Regions from separate parts of the Homo sapiens genome. Here region 2 is linked to region 1. A link is a contact called in ENCODE Hi-C or POLR2A ChIA-PET data. All regions are on one chromosome and are shown on one strand. Each heading gives the region's core, a stretch centred on a gene start or an enhancer-like site at or near the end of the contact. The rest is flanking DNA. Distances are from core to core; before and after follow the strand shown.

Evidence for each region. Hi-C counts contacts between places; a loop is a spot of excess contacts on that map. ChIA-PET counts read pairs that join two places held with the same protein, here RNA polymerase II (POLR2A). Pooled maps may share reads with other maps.
Region 2: a loop to region 1 is called in a pooled map, with 4 times the contacts of the local background. The contact joins two enhancer-like sites. A Hi-C loop is called at or near these places in 3 of 168 maps with a recorded cell type or tissue (CD4-positive, alpha-beta T cell and naive thymus-derived CD4-positive, alpha-beta T cell) and 4 of 50 pooled maps. POLR2A ChIA-PET finds 5 or more read pairs at or near these places in 4 of 52 experiments (T-cell, activated naive CD4-positive, alpha-beta T cell and activated naive CD8-positive, alpha-beta T cell).

Annotation. Positions count from the first base shown.
Region 1 is chr5:39,193,370-39,198,865 of GRCh38, forward strand. The region is part of intron 2 of FYB1 (FYN binding protein 1); the gene reads right to left. Among named protein-coding and RNA genes, the nearest start is that of FYB1, 23 kb to the right of the region's middle. RefSeq lists an enhancer at 1,178-1,472. Within about 2 kb of position 3,398, at least 8 of the 41 ENCODE cell types and tissues checked have a DNase peak (open chromatin) inside an H3K27ac peak, as active enhancers do; they include CD4-positive, alpha-beta T cell, where a contact is called at or near this core.
Region 2 is chr5:43,007,178-43,012,673 of GRCh38, forward strand. No RefSeq gene overlaps it. Among named protein-coding and RNA genes, the nearest start is that of FLJ32255, 17 kb to the left of the region's middle. RefSeq lists enhancers at 152-1,004, 490-539, 3,008-3,508 and a silencer at 980-1,069. Within about 2 kb of position 2,239, at least 39 of the 41 ENCODE cell types and tissues checked have a DNase peak (open chromatin) inside an H3K27ac peak, as active enhancers do; they include CD4-positive, alpha-beta T cell, where a contact is called at or near this core.

The DNA of each region.
Region 1 (5,496 bases), core at 2,148-4,647:
ATTCCCAAGTTAAAAATACTAAAAAAGAAAATAAGTCAAGGCAAACATTATCTAAAACTCACTAGCGGTCACCTCACAAGAAAGGGAAGATAACATCATGCATAAACTTCAAAAAGTCATGGCTAAGGGAAGAAATAGAAGGTTCTGGTGCCACCGGAGGAGAGCTAACCTTCCCACCTGTTCTCTACATCCAGAAGCAATACTGGGGGAAGACAGTGGTTCTAGACAAGCCTGTGAATTCTCTCTAATACACTCCAGGTTGGAGAAGCAAACTGTAAGGTGAGTGAGCAGCCTGGGAAGGTCAAGGAAAATCCTTCAGCATAAAAGTCCTAAATACCACAACAGGATCACACGAGAGGCAGAAGGGGGATGAGCTGCCAGGGCTGGCCCTGCCCTGGTACAGGGCACTGAATGAGATCTCAGAAAATGGAACGGAATCTGGGTCCCCAGTAAGGACTACCCTGGAGACGAGCACAGCTAACATTTATGCCACAGAAGAGTGGATTCAAAGTCACACTCAGAACTCAAATCGCAATTCTGAGGGGAAGGCAAATTTATCACACTGGATTAGAACTTGCAGATGCACTTGTCATCCATCAGCCAGATCAAAAGAACTAGTGTGACCCCTATTCATATAGCACAGTAAATTCCTGAGAGCCTGAGAGAATACTGATAAAATGATTGACACAGACATATCCTGGCTAAGATTCTTGACCTTAAGGACAAAGATTTCTTTGGAAATCCAGGCAGAAAAGCAAATCATTTTCAAAGAGGGAAATTTAGGTTGTCTGCATACTTCTCCACAGTAAATTTAAATGCCAGAATCTTGAAATAAAGACCATGTAGACTGCTTATAAAAATGAAACATTAGCTGGGTGCAGTGGCTCATGTCTGTAATCTCAGCACTTTGGGAAGCTGAGGCAGGAGGATTGTTTGAGGCCAGGAGTTTTAGACCATCTTGGACAACAAAGCAAGACTCTGTCTCTACAAAAAATTTAAAAAATACTAAAGCTGGACGTGGTAATATGTGCCTGTAGTCCCAGCTATTCGGGAGGCTGAAGTGGAGGGATTTGTGCCCAGGAGTTCAAGGCTGCAGTGAGCTGTGATTGTGCCACTGCAGTCCAGCCTGAGTGACAAAGCAAGACCCTGTCTCAAAAAATAAAAAAGAAAGACAGAAAAAGGAAGGAAGGAAGGAAAGAAGGAAGGAAGGAAGGGAGGATATCTTGCATTAAAAAAGACCAACGGATGCTGCTGGGATAGGAAACAAGAGGGAACAGTTTGTTTGCTGGCTTATCTTAGAAGAGCAGAAGAAAGAAGTTTCAAAGAGGGAAGATTAATAGGGGTAGTTCGTAAAATTTGACCAGGGACAGTGTGGTTAAGGGAAGAGAGTCTTTCTGAGGCATTTCGATTATGGGGTTAAACCCAGGTAAGCTGCCTGATTAATAGTAAGTGTGTTCCTCAGACACGTCAACATGCACCAGAAGGAAGAAGCCCTGGAGGTCTTCTGGACAACTGCTTTTTCAGGGATTAAGGAGGGTGGGTGGAATAAATTGGGCTCGGGCTGGAGTAAAAAGAAGAGTGACACCAGCCACAAAGTGTGCACCAGGTCCTGGGAGAACGAGCGTGCAGGGTGTGCTGAGGGCCTGGCTGTTACCCGAAGCTGAACCACGCCGTTGAGCAACTCCAAATTCCAGTCTGTGTATGAGAGAGCTTTGCCTCCAGTGATTCAGTGTCCTGTAATAGTCCAGTCTGTGAGCCGTTTCAGTCAAAGCATCCCGGGATCTCTTCTTTTTGTATCATGTTCTTACGTTCCCAGTGCACAGTGACATATTAATACTTGGAGAAATCTTGCTTTAAAGAATAGCACTTACCGCTACGTTTCTAAAATGTGAACATAGAATCCTTTTTCCCTGTGGTGGCTAGGAGCAACAATTTGGAAAATACTGCCACATGCTGATATAAAACAGTTTTCAATATGTAAATATCTAATAAGGTCATGTTAAGAGAGTACACATAAAAGGAGAATGGGGGGAAAAAGAAAGGTGATAGCTTTGGGGCCTGTGAAGGAAAATCTTACCCACTCCTGGAAACAAGTTACTTGCTGGTGAAAATAGCCCAGGCACCTTTTGGTTTCAAGTTGTTGTAGGCTGGATTAGTTAAATGATACATACACAGATGAGGAGGGGGCCATCAGTCTTTTGTTAATGCCCTCTGGGGCCCTCGCCTTACACCTGTTGCTGTCAAGGTGCTTAACTGATCATTCCTATAGCTAACATATGGAAAAAATCAGTCTTGGTCTCTCAGCAGTATTAAGAACAAGACTAGAAAAAAGGGTCAAACTGAATATTTCCCAGCAGGTTTTTACTAAATCATACATGCAAACCAATAGTCAGGCCAGGGATTCTTATGAACCCAAACTTTGGTGAGGCATTGTGTTGACACATGGGAAGAAGCCCTTTCAGAACTGGCTCAGGACCCAAAAGGAAGCAAAGGAAAGGTTAGTTCAGAGAATATTTTGATATTTTGGGTTTTTTTAAAAAAAACGTTTAGTCTTTTGTAACCTTAAATTGTTCTTAGGAAAAAAAAATTTAGCTTCATGATCAGAAAGCAACATGTTAGAGTCAAGCTTACAGTTTACAAGGAAGGGAGCTCAATAGATCTGCAAGATAGACCCTCTCTTATAACATTTATTTTGTGTCCAAGCTCCATTCAGTTGAGTACAAGTCTACTGGCAGGGGTTATCTATTGTGTTAAAACAATTGCTAAGCTATAGAGTATTAAAATCTAATACTGAACAAAATCTGGGAGTAAATAAATTCTAGTTAAATATAATTCTTTCTTTTTTTTTTTTTTTTTTTGAGATAGGGTTCGCTTTGTCACCCAGGCTGGAGTGCAGTGGTGCAATCTCGGCTCACTGCAACCTCCACCTCCTGGGTTCAAATGATTCTCCTGCCCCAGCCTCCTGAGTAGCTGGGAGGTGCGCACCACTATGCCTGGCTAATTTTTGTATTTTTGGGGTTTCGCCATGTTGGCCAGGCTGGTCTTGAACTCCTGATCTCAGGTGTTCAGCCCGCCTCGGCCTCCCAAAGTGCTGGGATTACAGGCATGAGCCACCGCACCCGGTCTGGTTAAATAGAATTCTGTGAAAGAATAAACTTGAGAAGCTAACAAAAATTTATATTACTTTTGTACTCCAAATGAGAGAATGGCAAGCAGACTGGCTTCTGTCTTCATGGAGCTTATAGTGGTATTTACAAAACAGACAACAAACAAAAGGCATGTTTCAACCAAAGGCCACAGAAAGGGAGAGGAATGAGGATTTTGGGAGTTTCATTTATGCTTGATTCATTGTCTTGTGATATTCTGTGTTTGAAGAGAGGCAGCCCAGCACGAGGAAGTGGAATGCGGGTGGGAACACAGTCTGCGGAATCAGAAAGACATGAGATTGACCCCAGCCTTGTTTAGTCATGTTATGCCTTTGGGCAAGTTACCTAACCTCTCTGAGCTTTAGTTTACTCATAGAATTCCTATTCATGGCTTGAGAGGAATAAACGGCATAATGTGTATGTGGTATATAGCAAGTCCTCAATAAATGATGAATATTTTTAACAGTTAATACATTGGGCAAAGATGATGAGATGGAGGGTATATCTGGGGAAGAGGTTTAAAGAATTGGATGAGAACCTGGAAAGGAAGAAATGAGGTAGAAGGCTATGAAAACAGTATTAGTTTAAAAGGCATATAGAGTTATTAGATGAATGTTTGTTAATTTGAACACTAGTATAATTACTTCTAACAAGAAAAAATAGTCTTTTTGGAGTCTCTGCATTCACTGAGCAAGGCATTTCATTTTGCTCCCGTCAATAACTATTAAATCTTAGTGAATAAATATTTAGTAATAGAATCTCATTTTTTCTAAAGCATAGAATCTCTCTTCTTTCCCATTTTATTACAAGCAAATAAATAATTTTCTAATTATACCATGCAGCAAATAATTTATCTGGAAGCCCTGTTATATGAAAATTCATGCCTAGTCAGGTGTGTTTAGGGCATTTTTTGTTGGAGTTCATGTAAAAACTCCAATCTCAAAAAATTTTAGGGTCTGTAGCAGCACACTAAGAAGCATTTTCCCTGGAAGTTGCCAATCTAAGCAGCTGTGGCCAATCATAATCCAGAGCAAATCCATTGGCCACATTTATTTATTTCTTCCAGGTTGACAGGTAATGGGGAAAGCAAATGCACTCTGGAAACAATGACCTTCGAAAACTGCCTTTGATAATACCAGTGTCTTGGGATAACAGCCATCTATACTGGCTTTGCAGCCTCTCCACCTCTGCTTGGCTGAGTCAGATGCCTTCGCTTGGCTTCAGCCAGTAGGAGATGGCAAAATCTGGGGGCACTTGTGACCTAGTGCCACTTGGGTGCCGCCTACTGCTCTCTACCAGCCTTTGCTGTAGGGAAGGAGGCATCTGAGCGCAGAAATTTCATGGACTTCTGGTGGGAAACCTCTCTTCCAACAATCATTGTTTGACTCTGGCATCATAAATCACAAATACATTTCTATATTACAAACAGAAGTAAGTAAAATGCAGTTTCATGATTCCTAGAATAATATAGTATAATATAAAATGATTTATACTATAAGATGATCAGAATATCATGGGGCTGGTGATAAAATTTTAATGCTAATAAAAGTAATAAAATTATAGACAATGCTCACTTATTTTGATACTATTATATGTCAAATTCTGTATTAAGCACTTACAACGAATCTCATGTAGTGATTATAATGTGCTGGCGAAGTAGGTGGTATTATACTCGTTTTTTCAAATGAAGAAAGACATACACGGAAAGAGGTAAAGCGAAGGTCACATAGCTAGTACATTAGTCATGCTTAAACCCCAGGTCCACTGACTTTGAAGTCTACATTATATGGCAAACAACTCTCATGCTAGGCTCTGTACCATTAATAACATTACTAATAGATAACCTGGCAACTCTGCACATTGGTTTAAAATGGGTTCATTAAACTGCTGTATCTAATTCATGGGACATTATAAGTAATAAAAGACATAAACATTTTGAAAGTCCTTTGAAAAAAGTTAAAATCCCATGTACATATTAGTAATAATATGTATACATACACAGATGGTGCCCTATTTATGACAGTTCAAATTAATGATTACTTGACTTTATGATGGTACAAAAGCAATATGCATTCAGTAGAAACCATGGTACAGTATTCAATAAATTACATGAGATAGTCAACACTTTATTATAAAATAGGCTTTGTGTGAGATGATTTTGCCCAATTGTAGGCTAATGTAAGTGTTCAGAGCATGTTTAAGGTGGGCTAGGCTAAGCTATGACATTTGGTAGTTAGGTATATTAAACGTGTTTTCAGTTTATAATATTTCCAACTTAAGAATGTTTATAAGGATGTAACCCGATCACAAGTCAAGGAATATCTGCATATATATTCTATATAAATAAATA
Region 2 (5,496 bases), core at 989-3,488, 3.8 Mb after region 1:
AAATCTCAGGTAATCTAGTCCCCGAAATCCCTGGATAATGCGGCCCGGAGAGTGGGGAGAAGTAAACATCAATTCTTCCCCAGGAGGGAGGAGAAAGCCAAGTGCAGCATCCGCGGACGTGGCACTGCAAAGGACGTCTTTCCTAAATATCCAACCCTCGGGGTTCTTCCTTTGCAGGAGTCTGTTCTTTTTGCCCCGTAGCCGAACCTAGGCAGGCAGCGTGGGGTGGAGTTGGCAAACGTCCTGCAACCCATGAAGAGCCGCTATGGTACCACTAGCGGTTCTAGGACCCAAAAACTAACGAAACTGCTCAGGAGAAGCTGCAGGCTTGACCCACCAGAGGTGCTGCCACCGAGATCAATTCTGCTCGGACGAATGAGCGGTGCTATGACTCAGAAAGTGCCAGTCCGAGGAACCAGGGATACTGGGACATAGTGAAAGGAGTTAGCCAGCTTTAGGGAGACTGTAAGGGAAGGGTCCCCAGAGAACCTCCGACTGGTGTTTTGTGCAGATAAGGGAACTTGCACAAGGGACTTGCCTAAGCATGCCTGCTGCGGATTAAGAGCGCGCATGCGCACTGGGGGAATGGGATGGAGCCACCCGGGATTCTCGCCTTATACAAACAGGGAACCCAGCCTCCTTAGCTTTCATATAAAAGCCTTTGTATTCAGCCGTTAAGGAGCAACCGGCAACCTGCTTTCAGGACCCTTGTTTTTTATGAGAGCTTTCGTTTACGCTTAATAAATTCTACTCCACTCACTCTTCGATATCCGCGTGCCCACTTCCTCCTGATCGTGAGACAAGGACCCGGATATAGCTGAGCTTAGAAGCAAAAATCCTGCATCAATAGCAAATGCGGACACTGAACGACTAGCGGAGTACCCAGCGGCAAACTTTAGTTTTTGGTGCAGTTAAGGTATTGCCACTAAGAAATCGTCGTCTCTGAGAAATATCGAGGCTTGGAAGGTTGTACAGTGCTTCCACCGAGAAAGCACCTACCCAATGAAACGCCTGTGGCAGAAAAACCGAGCCCAAGCCCTTCCAGCGAAAGTGCTGAAAGAGCGCCTCCTCGGCCAATCACTGGGCTGAGACCGTGAGACAGCCAGCCCGGGGAAAGTGGCGGCGCTAGGAGAGGGGAAGCGTTACCACAAAGCACTTCTGAGTCTTGTGAACAAGAAACGTTCTGGGTTGTTTTGTTTTTGAGAAGGAGCCTCGCTCTGTCACCCAGGCTGGAGTTCAGTGGCGCAATCTCGTCTCATTGCAACCTCCGCCACCTGGGTTCAAGCATACTGCCTCAGCCTCCCGAGTAACTGGGATTGCAGGCACGCGCCACCACGGCCAGCTAATTATTGTATTTTTAGTACAGACGGGGTTTCACCCGCTGGCCAGGCTGGTCTCGAACTTCTGACCTCGAGTGATCCACCCGCCTCAGCCTCCCTAAGTGCTAGGATTACAGGCGTGAGCCACAGCGCCCCGCCGAAACGTTCTGTTGTGTTCAGCGCTTCCAGCGGTGCAGCAGCCGAGAAAACACTGAGTCTCCGCTATTGGCGAAAGTGCTGATGCGAAACTGCTGGCTCGACATAGGCACAGAGCCGCGGAAGAGAACCCTAGAGACCAGGCACCAGCTCTGCTCCCCGACTCACGGGAGAAAGCTAGTTAGTAGGAAGCTGAGACATGATACTCAAAATCAGTAGAAGAAATTATGCCACATTTACTCTCCTGGGGAAGGCAGTGGGTAAGAAAAAATAAAATACATAACATTTACATAAAAAATAAAATAAATTTTTAAAGCAAACAGAAATGAAAATAAAATACACCAGTAACCTCGCTCCCAGAAAAAGACACATCAAAAAAAATTTTTTTGAGTATACAAAACATACAAATAACCCTACAAAGAAATTGCAGTGTTGAACGATGCGATCCTACGGCTATATTTGTATTAGCACTAAACCTGTGCCTCTTGCGCCTATTCGAAAATTCCTCGGATTAAGAAGAAACAGCCATGGCTAAACCGGTATTTGCGACACCAAAAAGTTCCTGTAGCCTAGACACCTCAACTTCTGCATGAGTGAAAAATCACAAGCACAGCCAGGGCGAGAATCTCTATTGTGAAATCACACTTGGTATGACTAAAAGATTTCAGGCACTGCTAAATTTTTTTTTTAATTACATTCTCCAGTACCCAGATTTCTACAAGACTTAAAAACCGTACGAACGGCTATAATGGGGGTTCCTATTACAAAACAGGAACTTGCAACGACTACGTAGGCACGGTTAAAGCCAGCATTGTTACAACTAGAAATCGAAACTGGAATAAATCTCAACTTGCTACGCTAAGAAATAGCTAAACCCTGACTTGGTCAGACTAAGAAATCGGGAGTTTGAGAGCAGCCCGGGCAACATGGCGAAACCCCGTCTCTACAAAAAATTCTGGGTGTGGCGATGGGGAGCCTGTAATCCCAGCTGCTGGAAAGACTGAGGCGGGAGAATTACTGGAGGTTGCAGTGAGCCGAGATCGCACCACTGCACTCCAGCCTGGGAGACAAAAATGGACAAACAAACCAACAAACAAAGTTAACATTCTGAATAGGTTTATCAACATAAAGACACTGCTAGCTAACATTGGCTAGCCTCTCTAGATCTGCTAGAGATGTTTGCCTTTCTAGATCTGCTTACCATGCTTCAGTCACCTCTATGTTGCAAGAAGTAACCTGCATGGACTGCACTGGAGAGCTACTTTTGCTCCCAGGATTCTGATTGAGTTTAGGCACTGAAAGACACCAGCTGTTCAGAGATATGGAGTAGACCTTGCTTTGTTCCCCCTGGGCCTCAGTATATTGAATTATTTTACCTGAAGTCAAAATTAGGCTGCACTGCGGCTCCAACAGTTCCAGCAGACACAGGGAGGGCAGCACTGAAAGGGCAACACTTCGTCCTGGACATCTCAAAGTCCAGCCCCCGGTGATCCCGGCAGCCATCCGCCAGACCCTCTGAGGCCACATCTGCCTCACTTCTCAACTGAGCCATCTTCCCAGCATAAACAGCCGCTGCTTCCTCCTCCTCCGCCCTCTCCTCACATCCCCTGTGAATCTGAAGCCTGCAGGCAGGAAAAAGCAGCCCTTTTTCCCTCCAACATCCCCACCCTCACCTCTCAGGAGTAGAGTGTGCTTAGTGCGCCCCCAGCCCTGTCAGTTCTTCCGACTCTTATTCCAACTCGGGAGCCCTCCCAGGCGCCTATCCTAACTGGACCTTAGGGACCTTGAGTCTACTGAAGCCAGGAAGCCCACCCCTTGAAAACCTCCGGTGACTTCACAAGGATACCCAGCCCCTAGTCGGGCAAGAGACCATTCTCTGGGGAAAGAAAATTCTGTGGTGGCTTGTAGGTTCCTCTTTCTTTTCTCTGACCTCTTTTCTCAGTTCTGCTCATTTCACTCCTCTAGTGGGAAGACCTCAACCCTCCTCTCCCTTCCTCTACCCACTGTCAAGGTACACACACACACACACACACACACACACACACACACACAGACACATCCACCTGGGGCTGCTCGACGTTTTCCTCCTCTGTCTTCCCTGGAGTCTTCCCTTGTCTTTCCTGTGCAGCAGAAGGTGGATGGTGATTCTCATCCACCTTCAATGCCCTATACTCCCCACACGGAGGAGACACATTGGTGAAATAGGATTGATTTTTGTCCCCTGGTGGACCAGCAGATGTCCTGGTTTCTGCCTCACACACCAAAGGAAGTGCTTGACTGCTTTTTTCAGCTTGGGTTAACCTGCTGATCCATCAGCATAGCTTGTTACAGATATAATCCAGGTTATGTACGTGTGCTGGAGACAGCCACATGCCACCCTGGAAGTCCCTCACGGCTCTTCCTGGTCTTCTTTTCTCAGCCAGGAGATAGAGGAAAAGCGTCAGTGGGGCTGGGAAATCAATGACTGCCTGAGTTTCCTAACTTCCACATCACTTCTGGAGCCATGCCAGTTAGGGATCTCACCAGTCCTTTAATGTGCCCTGGGGGAGACCATTGTAATAGCACTTGAAATCCCAGAGACAGCAAGGGTCCCACTGAAAGCACCTGGCACAGTATTCTCTGGTAGAATTTGGAATCCAGTTTTCCATTGACTGTTGTCAATTTTGAAACCCAAAGAAATCAGCACATGTGCTGCTGCTCTTCTGGGAGGTCCAGCAGACACAGGGTCAAATTCTGTAAAATAGTTGATGAGATTTATTGTGAACCAAATGTGAGTGACCATTAGCCCATGAAACAGCCATCAGGAGATCCTGAGAACATGTGCTTCAGGTGGTCAGTGCACAACTTGGTTTATATATATTTTAGGAAGTCATGAGATCAATACATTTAAGGTGTTGTACATTGGTTCAGTCCAGAAAGGCAGTACAACTGGAAGCATGATCTTTCAAGTTGGAGAGGTTCAAAAATTTTATGATTGGCAATTTGTTGCAATAACTATTATCTCTAGAAAGGAATGCCTGGGTTGCCATAAGGTGTTCCAGAGACAAAGGTGTCGCAGATGAAGCCTCCAGGTGGAAGACTTCAGAGAGATAGATTGTAAATGTTTCTAACCAGACTTAAAGAGTCTGTTCTATCAATAATTTTAAAAGAGAGGAGAATATAATGAGGCATGTCTGACTCCCCCTTCCCAGCATGGCTTGAAACTACTTTTTCAGTCTAACTTTGGAATGCCCTTGGCGGAGAAGAGGGGTCCATTCAGATGTTGGTGGCAGGGGGCTTCAAATTTTATTTTTGGTTTACAATAGCAATGAAGTAATAACCACATTCAAGTTTAGTAAATGAGTGAGCCCTCATCTACTATGGTTATGTTTGTGTCCTGGTCTGAAAACCAATTTTTTTTTTTTATTGTTTTCTGGAATTATTCCTGGACATGAGGACTCTACCTGTCAGAGTTCAGTTAGGAAAAGAAACCAAAGCAGCCCACACCGTGAGAGCCAAGCTAATGTGCTGCCATCCCACTGCCAAGCCATAACCAGAATGACTGTTCATCTTTTTATTGCCTCATGTCCCACTAAGCCTGCCTACCATTGTGACCCTGTTGGTAAGGCAAATTTAGAAATGGAGGTTTTAGGAGTCCAGGCCCACAACTCAAGGGAGGAAACAAAAAGGCATAAATGTGCCTAACCACGAAGAATAAACACAGTAAAATAATAACTAAATGTGTTTTAAAAGCTAAATTTTAAAGATGTTTTTTTGGGTGGGGGAGATGGAGTCTTGCTCTGTTGCCCAGGCTGGGGTGCAGTGGCGGGATCTCAGCTCACTGCAACCTCCGCCTCCCAGGTTCACACCTTTCTCCTGCCTCAGCCTCCCAAGTAGCTGGGACTACAGGCGCCCGCCAACATGCCCGGCTAATTTTTTTGCATTTTTAATAGAGATGGGGTTTCACCGTGTTGGCCAGGATGGTCTCGATCTCCTGACCTTGTGATCTGCTCGCCTCGGCCTCCCAAAGTGCTGGGATTAC